2 separate regions of the Mus musculus genome follow, and region 2 is linked to region 1. Evidence: chromatin loops called from intact Hi-C (ENCODE). Cell type or tissue: left cerebral cortex. All regions are shown on one strand. Each heading gives the region's core, and the rest is flanking DNA. Links, peaks and the distances in the headings are about the cores only. Region 1 overlaps Rap1gap2 (RAP1 GTPase activating protein 2). Region 2 overlaps Gm50590 (a long non-coding RNA gene).

What was found. A loop is a pair of places that touch in the nucleus more often than their neighbours do. Peaks named below come from ENCODE experiments on the same cell type or tissue, not always from the same donor. Only the 100,000 strongest peaks of a DNase experiment are listed, where the experiment ranks them.
Region 2: it touches region 1 in a loop (2.2-fold over the local background); 2 of 42 quality-filtered maps call a loop at or near these places.

What each region holds. Positions count from the first base shown.
Region 1 is chr11:74,552,674-74,558,053 of GRCm38, forward strand. The region is part of intron 2 of Rap1gap2 (RAP1 GTPase activating protein 2); the gene reads right to left. Among named protein-coding and RNA genes, the nearest start is that of Rap1gap2, 35 kb to the right of the region's middle. In left cerebral cortex, for the core only: no CTCF peak of the experiment used is centred there; DNase peaks (open chromatin) are centred at 2,189, 2,395, 3,579, 4,607 and 1 more place; H3K4me3 peaks cover 307 bases; H3K27ac peaks cover 3,680 bases.
Region 2 is chr11:74,613,184-74,618,563 of GRCm38, forward strand. It overlaps Gm50590 (a long non-coding RNA gene), which reads right to left. Exons shown (of 3, transcript XR_001780261.2): 3 at 3,452-4,330. Among named protein-coding and RNA genes, the nearest start is that of Ccdc92b, 3.7 kb to the right of the region's middle. In left cerebral cortex, for the core only: a CTCF peak has its summit at 2,571; a DNase peak (open chromatin) is centred at 481.

The sequences.
Region 1 (5,380 bases), core at 261-5,260:
AAACTTACTTCATGCCCTAAACAACACTTTTGTGCTTTACAAATAAGGAAGCTGAGGCATAGATAAATTAAATAACCTGTCCAAGGACTTACGACTGGTAAAAGGCAGGGCCTAGCTCCGAACCCAGACAACCTGGCCAATAGGGCACCATGGGAAAAAGTCAAAAGGATGTCACATGCATGACTTATTTTTTTGATACAGGGCATCTCTACTATGTAGCTCTGGCTGTCTCGGAACTCACTAGTAGAGCAGGCTGGCCTCGAACTCATGGAGATCCATCTGCCTCTGCCTACAGAGTACTGAGATTAAAGGTATGCATCTGTAAGGATGGCACATGTGTGAGTTTTTAATAGTAGTCTCAAAGGACAGGATCAACTCCAACAGATGTCAGGATCCAAAGATGCTGAAGTCTCTTATCCAGAATGGACTGGTACCCACATGGAGTCCACACATCCTCCTGTATGAAGCCCATCTTCTCTGGATTACTTATGATGTCTAACACTCTGCAACACTGTGTAAGCAAAAGTTACCCTGTGTCATCCCAGGAATAAGAGCAAGCAAAGGGGCCTGCACCTGTGCAATGCAGGTACGGTTTGAAACATATGTATTGCTGGGCATGATGGTGTATGTCTTTAAGCCCAGCACTCAAAAGACAGGAGCAGGTGGATCTCTATGAATCCTAGGCTAGCCGGATCTACAGAGCAAGACCCAGGCCAGCAAGGACTACATGGTGAGGCTCTGTCCAAAACTATGTGTATTTTCAATCCAAGGTAGGTTGAATCTGGATATGAAACCCAGAAAGGTCAATTACATACACAAAACCCACAGATTACTTCTAATCGTATGAAACTGAAGAGATGGCCCAGTCTATAAAGTGCTTGCCAAACAAGCATGAGGACTTGGGTTCAATCCCCATCCATGTGATATGTGTGTGTGTGTGTGTGTGTGTGTGACTGGAGTGCACACCTGTAATCCCAGTCCTGAGGAGCCACAGACAGAGGTCCCTGTGGTTCGCTGACTAAACAATCTAGCAGAAGTGGCAAGCCAATAAGAGAGTGTCTCAAAACTAAGGGGAACAAAAGGAATAAATGAGCTGGAGAGTAGTCGAGTGGAGAGCAGCTGAGAAAGACACCAAACATCAACCCCTGGTCTCCATACACATGGGAACATATACATTCTTACTACCCCTGGCCTCCACACACACAGGAACATATTCATCTATACTACCCTGGCCTCCATACACAGGGGAACACATACATCTATACCACCCTGGCCCCATACACACAGAGACACAGACGTCTATACTACCCTGGTCCCCATACACACAGGAACATACCATACATACACACACAAAATAAATTCTGACATATGCTGCAACACCAATGGATCTGGAAGCCTCTATAGTAAGTGGCCATGGGAAAGAAGATGATAGGGAATGAAGAGCTATTATGGAGTGGGTGCAGAGATCCATTTACGATAATAAAGTGCACACTGATGCACAGCAAGGCTCGAGCGCCTAATACCACTGAGCGATGCACCTAAGGGGCTAACAAGGTATGTTTTGGAAATGTAGCTCCTAGCATGGACACCCACTCTGCATAAACCATGCATGGTGGCGTAAGCCTGTAATCCCAGCATTTGGGACGTGGAGGCAAGAAGAGGGTTAGAAGTTCAAGGTTTTTCTTAGCTACATAATGAGTTTAAGGTCAGACTGGGCTAGGTGAGACTCTGTCAGAAGGGAGAAGAGAGAGAGGGAGTCAGAGAGGGAGGGAAGAAGGAAGGAAGGGAGGGAAGGAGAAAGGGAGGGAGGAAACTTTTTCTATTATATATATTATATTAAAATGAAAAGAGTTGGTGAATGTTAGATTAAAATGATAGCTGTCAGCTGAGGGTGTCGCTCAGCCCTGGAGCACCTGCCTGGCATGCACGAGGCCAGGTTTAAGTTCCAGATCCACATCAGAACTGTTAGCAATGGTCCATCCGTTTTGGGCCTCAAGTATCCAGATGCCTAGCACAGCACTACCTAAGGCAGGGAGGGAGGGAGGAGAGAAGGAAGGGGAAGTCCTGAGTTTAGAGGAGACAAGGAAGCCAGCTCAGAAGGCAGGAAGGCCCTGGAAGCCTGCAGCGCAGGCTTTCCATCTTCCCTCCCCCTCATTCTCCTGTTTGCCACACAGTGGTTGCTATGGAAACAAGGGGCACCTTGGGCTCCTAGAGCTCAGCCCAGGTGCTGCTACTCTGGGAATAATACCAGCATGTAAGAGAAAGGCCCAGTCCTCAGGGCTTTGTGTACACACACACACACACACACACACACACACACACACACAGACACACACACACTCGTCTACCCCCAGCGCCTCCTGTCTGTCTAGTGACCTCTGTCGTCATCGGGTAGACGTGAGTGGATGCGCACATCAATCCAGCTTGCTCTGGTGGGTCCGTGGGGGTGTTTACAGTCCTGTGGGCATGTCGTGCGGTTCTGTATGCGATCACACAGCCCAGGACTATTGTACACCACCAGAAGCACTATGATTAGACACCGTGCTCCACGCTTCTCCTGAGCTATCACGCTCAAAGCTCACAGCAGCACCGTGTGTAGCACTATTAATATTCACTGGTAAGGAAACTGGAGCACAGGAAGGTTGTGTGGTTTCCCTAAGTACACCCAGAGCATGTGAACCTGACCACTGGATCTGCACTGTGGGAACAGAGCTTAAAATATATATATGTATTTGCTTATTTTAGCCAAGGTGTACCCTTTAATCCCAGCACTTGGAAGGCAGAGGCATGCAGAGCACTATGAGTTCGAGGCCAGCCTGGTTTACAGGGTGAGTTCCAGGACAGCCAGGGCTACAGAGAGAAACCCTCAAAAGAGAAAAAAAAACAAACAAAAAAAATGTATTTTTACTTTATGTATATTAGTGTTTGCCTGCATGTATGTCTGTGTACCACATGCATACCTGAAACCTGGAGAGGCCAGGAAAGGACACTAGATCTCCTGGAACTGGAGTTACAGAGGGTTGTAAACTGCCATGTAGATGCTGGGAATTGAACCCTGGTCCTTTGCCAGAGTATCCGGTGCTCTTAACCCCTGAGTCATCTTCCCCAGACCCAAAGGTGAAAGCCCTTTAAACAAACTAGATCCCAAGCAGCTGTGGCCTACCTCACCTCAAGGACCACGTCCTGCCGTGGTAACAAACACCAAGGCTTCTTGAGCCCCACCCAAGGGTGATAAAGAGGAGTCCCTCAGATGGGGCCCAAGGAGCTGCCTTTTAACCCAGCCCCTGGACTGATCTGCCTGGCCAGCAGAGTAACCAGCCACTGATTCAACCTACACTGGTCATAGCAGAATGGAGGTGGGGCTGTACCTCCTGAATCCAGCTCCTGAGCTCAGTAACTAACAGGCCTGTGAAACTCCTCCTGCAGCCGCAGCTCCTGTCTACCACAGGCATCTAAAGGCAGCCAAGCACCCAGGCCAAGCCAGCTGCTGTCAGCATCCTCCTCCCCAAGGGCAGGGCCCCGCAAGTCAGTTATGTGGCTTTGTGGCCTGCCAGGCGCGGATTTCCGCCCACTCCACCCTCTCAGAATGAGTTGGGTGTGGGGCGGAGGCTCACACAGTGGGTAGCCTGCCTATTCACAGATCAGCCAGAGGCAGGGAGGCAAGCCACCTGGCCAGGGCAACAAACACTGCAGAAAGCTCCTGCTGGCTCTGACCTCGGGGAATAAGAGCAGACAGAAGCCATATAGAGACAGCATTCACTGTGCCCCTGACCAGAGAAACTCTCTCTGCTCCGGGAGGCTGAGGAAGCAGTGGCTGTGTACACCAGGAGTGAAGGAAGCTAAATCAGGAAAGGAAGGGTGGAGGCATATTTGCAAGAAAGCAAATCCAGAAACTGACAGAGGTGAGATTTGAACCTGAGATTACTAAATTGCTTCAGGTCATCCAGCAGGTGGAGACAGGATTTAAACCCAGACTGCCTGCCTCCGAAATCTACAAAGTAACCCACTGGTTGGTAGACCCTGTTCTGCACACATGCTTATGGATGGTAGGGAGGCTATGACCTCAAAAGTTCAGTTAAACCTGGAGATGGTTTTCCTTGCCACAGCTAGAAGGTGTGTGGTATTGGCAATAGGTGGGTAGAGATCCGGAGATTTTGTTAGACATCCTACAGGGACCAGGACAGACACCGCCCCCGTACCCCACCCCACCCCCAGGGACCATCCAGACCACTGTGAAGAGTGGAGCCCTGGATTAGTGTGACAGACCCACCTGGAGCCCCCACCTGACCCATGGGCCACCATCATGCTTGTCAGTCCCTGGAGAGAGGGGTTCTCAAACTTCACTGCCTACAAATGTCATTCATGAGTCCTGAGAAGGTGCAGGTGCCAGGTTCCTCCAGAAGCCTCTGATTTCATTGACATTGACTTTATTGTTTATTGTCTGTTTGTTTCCCAGAAACTAGGCCTTTCTTTGTAATCCAAGCTGGCCTTGAACTCAGATCCTCCTGCTTCAGCCTCTGAGAGCTGGGAGGACAGGCTTGTAGCGCCCACCACGCCTGGCTGGTGATTAGAATTTTCAGTCACCAGATGACAATCTCCAGATGCACAGACAGTTGGAGGTCACTACCTTGTGGAAAGCAAGCAAGGATCTTACTACTGGCGGTGAACCTAAGACAGTTGATGAGCATTCCACAAAGAGAAGGCCCAGCAAGCTCCACAGGACCATGACTACCAACCTCACCCCTACCAGAGATGGGGGTCGACCCCACAACAGCTCCTGGAGACAAGCGCTAAAGGAGTCTGCATACCTGCATCTGACTCCCCAGACCAGGACAGTTCAGTGGCTTTTGAGTTGAGGACTTGATCACGCTGGCAGAGACAGGGGGGAGGAGATTAACTTCCCGGCTGCCATCACTGTCTGGGCAGGAGATAATGGGCCTGAATTAGGAGACAGGAGGACCAGCCCTACATGAGTCAGAGGCTTCTCAGCCCGGAGAGGGAGGAAGCACTGGATATGAAAAAGAGAAAGGTTAATTGGGAAGGAGCCAGCCTGGGAACAGAGCCGGAAATGATCAGGCAGTCACTGAGGGGACAAGAACTGGAAAGGGGAAAGGGTTGGGGAATCAGCTGCAGAAGCAAAAGCAGAGGCTAGGGCTTAGCACATCAAGGCCAAGGTCAGCCACAGGTAAACCCAAAGCCTGCCCATGCTCTTTCTTAGCTCAGAAGTTACTTGTCCTGACTTTGCCCAAACTCCAGACCTCCAGCAAGGTAGCAGTGAGATTAACAAGACCAGTCTGGGCACGCCAGAGGCTGCAGCAAGGGGGTCGCAACTTCAAGGCCAGCCTGGGCAGCTTACCAAAATCATGCCTCGTATCTGTGG
Region 2 (5,380 bases), core at 274-5,273, 61 kb after region 1:
CTGGGCTATGGTGAGAGACCCTGTGTCAAACGGAAAGGGCTAGAGGTGTAGTTCAGTTTGGCAGAGTTCTTGTCTAACATGCACTAAGCATATTAGACAAATCTAGCACTGCATAAAACAAGGCCTCGTGGCTCATGCATGTAATCCCAGCATCTGGGAAGTGGGGGGCAGGGTGATCAGAAACTCAAGATTATTCTCAGCTACGTGGTGAGTTGGAGGCTAGCCTGGAATGCCAGAAACCCAGAGTTAAAAAGAAGGCAGGAGGGACAAACATTAAAGATGGGGGAAGGGGAATTATAGTTTTAATTATGAGTACATCCTACTCTAAGATGTCCTAGCCTGGGAGCATGAGGACCTGAGTTCAAATTTTCAGAATCCACTTACAAAGCTGGGTGTGGCTGCACGCACCTGTAACCCGATGCTTGGGATAGGGTGCAGAGTCGGGATGGAGGCTGTGACTTGCTGGCTGCCAACTCAGCTGCAGATTGTGTAGGAGCCCTCCCTCAGGGGAGTCAGGCAGAAAGGGATAGAATGGAAAACACCCAGCTTCCTCCACCCAATGCACATGTGCACACAGGAATACAAAGAAACAGGCACGCAAAATAATTATCTACAATATGTACACAATCACACCTGTTACCTGGATGGTGAAATTACAGCAAACCCTATATTCTTTGTTAAAGATGTACAAAAAAAAAACCAAACAACCAAACAAAAAAACAGCAAAAAATGAGCTCCAGGTTCAATGAAAAGACTTTTCCTCAAAAAGACAAGGTGGAGTCCTGAAGAAGAGATGGCTCAGTGATTAGCATTGCTAGCTGCTCTTCCAGACATCCTGAGTTCAAATCCCAGCAACCACATGGTGATTCACAACCATCTGTAATGGGATCTGATGCCCTTTTCTCACATACAAGTATACATGCAGATAGAGCACTCATATGCATTAGTTAAATAAATAAATAAATAAATAAATAAATAGGTAAATCTCTTAAGAAAACTACAAGGTGGAGAGAAGACTAAGGGAAGCATCCTGACAACTTCTGGTCTCCACATGTGCTCCTCAAACAAGCACACTCTCCCACTCCTCACACATTTATGCCCCCTCATGCATAAGTGTGTAACAGTTGTCATGAAGAGGTTGCAGGATTGCAAGACTTCTCCAGTGAAGGTATTTAAAAAAAAAAAAAATTCTCCTCACCCTAGAGAGGACACCAACAGACCAAAGAAGTAATCCCACCTAAGTCTAGCTTAGTGAACCAATGAATGTCCCAGGGCTCTTTAGGTGACCATAAGGGAGGAGTTACTTACAGGTGCGTGGGTCACAACTTATGAAAACTCACCTGAAATGCCCTGCACCACTTGCAAACAGCTTGGCTAATGGGAGAGTTTTCTTGCCGAGGCAATTGTTACTGCTTCAACAACCTTAAGGAGAGGTTTTGTGAATCTTGTAAGTTTCAGGAACTTCCAGGAACTCTTAAATTTCTTTAGCTTCTTCCATATTATAAGCCTCCCTTCTGAAGGGAATGCTTCCACAATAGTATAGATGCATAAACAAAAGTCATAGTAAAACTTGAAAATGTCGTACTATGAAAATTATGTAAACCATCATGTTCATGAAAACCCTAGAAGAGGGGTCACATGTGCAGCTCAATGGTAGAGTGTTTGCTTTGCATGCCCAAGGCCCTAGGGCTGGTCCCCAGCACCCCAAAAAAAGAAAAGAAAGGCGAAACTTGACAATACACAAAAGTAATACTCTAGTAGCTTTATTTTTGTTGCTGTGCCTTTTAATCTGTCAGGGTAGAATTAGTAGCTATACCTTTTCATCACAGCACTGAGGAGGCAGAGGTGGGCAGGCAAGCCAGTGCTGCATAGAGAAACCTCCATCTCAAAAGACATTAAAAAAAATGGAAGTAAGAAGTGGTATACCTAAGGGAAGAGATACATTATGTGTAATGAAGCTAGTGAAAATTGGGAAAAGAAAGAAAGAAGACCATGTTTATACTAGAGCACCAAGAATTTGGGAATCAGTTGTCCAAGAGCAAAGATACTGACCTAAAATTGAGTGATTCCAGGCATAGGCAGGTGGACACCGTGGGATTCTTTAAATAGAGCTCAGTCAAGTGAACACCAGGTTGTGGGGTGGGAGGTGAATAAAAAACATAGAAAAATGATATGCATGTGTAAGAATGGGAAAAGGTACGGTGGAAGCTCCTGATCCACCTGCCCTGAATGGAGGAGTTCATGGACAGGGTTGAAGTCAAAGGGATGAGTCTGAGACTCAACTCTGATCTAGAACACATATCTCCATCATTATCATCACCATCATTATCATTGTCATCATCACAGTCTCCACCATCACCACCATCATCACCATCATGATCACCACCACTACTGCCATCTCCTCTTGACGAGCTAGTGGTGGGCCAGGATGGATCAGAGACTCAAGAAAGTTAGAGCTGAAGGCATTCAAGTCCTTGCACACTTTGCCCATCACCACTATGGTGCTTTCAACCACAGCCGGGTTCATATCTCCGGGAGGCCCGATGCTGCTGCTGCAGGTTAAGCTTTCTTACCACTAGGTGGACTAGGGCTGTAACCCAGGCTCTGCTGTTTCCCCAATGTGATGTTTTGGGTAATCTCCTTTCAGATTCCTTTTCTCCATCTGCAGATAGGAATTGCCTTTGCCATAGGAATCTTCCAAAGTTTAGAGGAACCTGCATAGATAAAGTGCCTCGCTCAGAATACTTTCTATTCTAAGGTGGCTTATACACTTCTGTGTGCTTTTTCTTTCACTTTGCTATGAACTTAACTTCAAAAGCAGGAAATTTTTAAGTATTTAACAGATTCTCTGGCACACACATATTGCTCTGTAAATGTTCATTGTTGTCACTGTTGCTGTGGGCACAGTCATCGCAGAATGACCTCCTCGATGTCTCTAGGCCTCCTCCAACCTCACCCTGCTGTGCACACAGCTTTGCTCCTATTACTGTGTAGCAGCTGATGGGTTCTACAGCTCCTCCAAGGAAACGGCTCTAAGAAACCCAGCCCTAGAGCCCAGGTCCTGGCTCTTTCATGGTGGTCTCCTGCTCCTGACTTCAGTTTCTTTGATGGGCTGTTCATTGCTTGGGTGCTCTTATATGTTATTTAGGACTTTGCAGGCAAATGTGTTGTGAGTTTCTATAGGGCAGCTGTAGAGGACTCTCATATCCAGTGGGTCCTGGTTGAACCTGGTTAGATGCAAGGACTCTGTAAGCAACACATTTTGTCTCATGGTTGCAGCCTGGATGGAATAGGGTTACCACTCAAACAAGTCCCTATGGCTGTTTGCTTTAGCTGCTAAAAGCCAGAGTCCCAGGACTCATCTTTATCCAGGGCAAGGAGAACATCTGGGAGTTGGTCATAGCAATCCTTTCCACATATCTCTCTCTCTCTCTCATTCTCTCTCTCTCTCTCTCTCTCTCTCTCTCACACACACACACACACACACACACTACATTTGAACTTCACCTCACAACATTTTGAAATTTCTGTTTTTTATTTCATTTTATGTGTATAGGTGTTTTGCCCAAGAGTGTCTGTCTGTCTGTCTGTCTGTGTATCACTTGCATGCCTGGTGCCCGTGATATCCAAAAGAGGGTGTCAGTTTCCTTAAAACTGGAGTTACAGATGGCTGTGAGCTGCCGTGTAAGTGCTGGGAACTGAACCTGGGACCTCTGGATGAGCAGCCAGTGCTCTTTACCATTGAGCCATTTTCCAGCCCCTTATATTTTTATTTTTATTTTAAGCATATACGTGTTTTACCTGTACAAATGTCTACGCACTATGTGCATGTCTGGTGCCTGGGGATACCAGAGGAAGGCATCAGATCCCCTGGAGTTGGAGTTACAGATGATTGTAAACTGCCATGTGGGTGCTAAACCAGGGTCCTCTGGAAAAGCAGCCTGTGCTCCTAACCACTGAGACATTTCTCCAGCCATCCCTTGAGATACTTTTTGAGATTGGGGGGGGGGGTTGTTTTGTTTTGTTTTTTATTTTGGAGACAGGGTTTCTCTGTGTAGCCCTGGCTATCCTGGAACTCACTCTGTAGACCAGGCTGGCCTCGAACTCAGAAATTCACCTGCCTCTGGCTCCCAAGTGCTGGGATTAAAGGTGTACGCCACCACCGCCTGGCTTGAGAATCCTGTTGATAGATGTTGTCCTTCCCAGCTTATTGAAGAAGTGTGATTCTAAGGGTTCGGGGGTACAGTGGCTTATGCCTATAATTCCAGCAATCCAGAGTTGAGTCGAGATTACCACAAGTTCAAGAACAATTTAGCTTCTGGGTCAGACTCTGTCTCAAAAACAAAACAAAATGAACAAGCAAAAAGAACAGGAGGAAAAGGAAGAGAAGAAGGGGGAGCTCAGAGAAGCTAAGAGTTTTCTAGAATTTTCTAGAATTATTCAGCTGCTAGAGGTAGTATAGCTAATATCAGAGTTTCAGATTCTTTCATACCATGTCTTTTGGAGACGGAAAACATTTTTTAAAGTTCTGATACCTCATACAATTGAGTGCATTAGTTAGTTTATCATAATCTGTATCCCCACAGGAGACCCTCACAGCTTAGGAATGCTGTCCTGTAAGGGCAGGAAGGAATTGAGAACAGGACCCACTGGCCTTCCCAACCAGAAATTACTTACGCATGCTGAAAACCAGCCTAGAGCAGAGCTACAAACTACAGATCATGTGAGGTTCGAACAAAACACAAGCACCTATTAAATACAAAGTGCCAGTCAAAACAGCTAAGACTTTCAATTCTGCCATGAGAAGCTAAAGTTTTTATTCATTGACACCCAAGTCCACTTAAGCCTAAGAGATTTACAAGAGAGCTGAGTGTGGTGGTGTATGCATGTAATGCCAGCACTCAGGAGGCTAAAACAGGAGGATCTGGAGCTTAAGGTCAGCCCAGGCTACAAAATGAGTTCAAGGCCAGTTAGGACTAAGTGACACCTTATTTAAAAGAAGAAGAGGAAGAGGAAGGAAGAAGAGAAAATAATCTTGAGATGGTAATGCACACCCTTATACTCAGAACTCAGGAAACAGGCATGAGGATCTCTGTGAATTCAAGGCCAGCCTGGTCTATGAAGCAATAGAGTTCCAGGCCAGCAAGAGCTACACACATAGTTTTTTTTTTGTTTGTTTGTTTTTTTTGGTTTTTCGAGACAGGGTTTCTCTGTATAGCCCTGGCTGTCCTGGAACTCACTCTGTAGACCAGGCTGGCCTTGAACTCAGAAATCCGCCTGCCTCTGCCTCCCGAGTGCTGGGATTAAAGGCGTGCGCCACCACGCCCGGCTAGCTACACACATAGTAACGCCTTGTTTAAAAGCAAAATTAAGGCCTTGT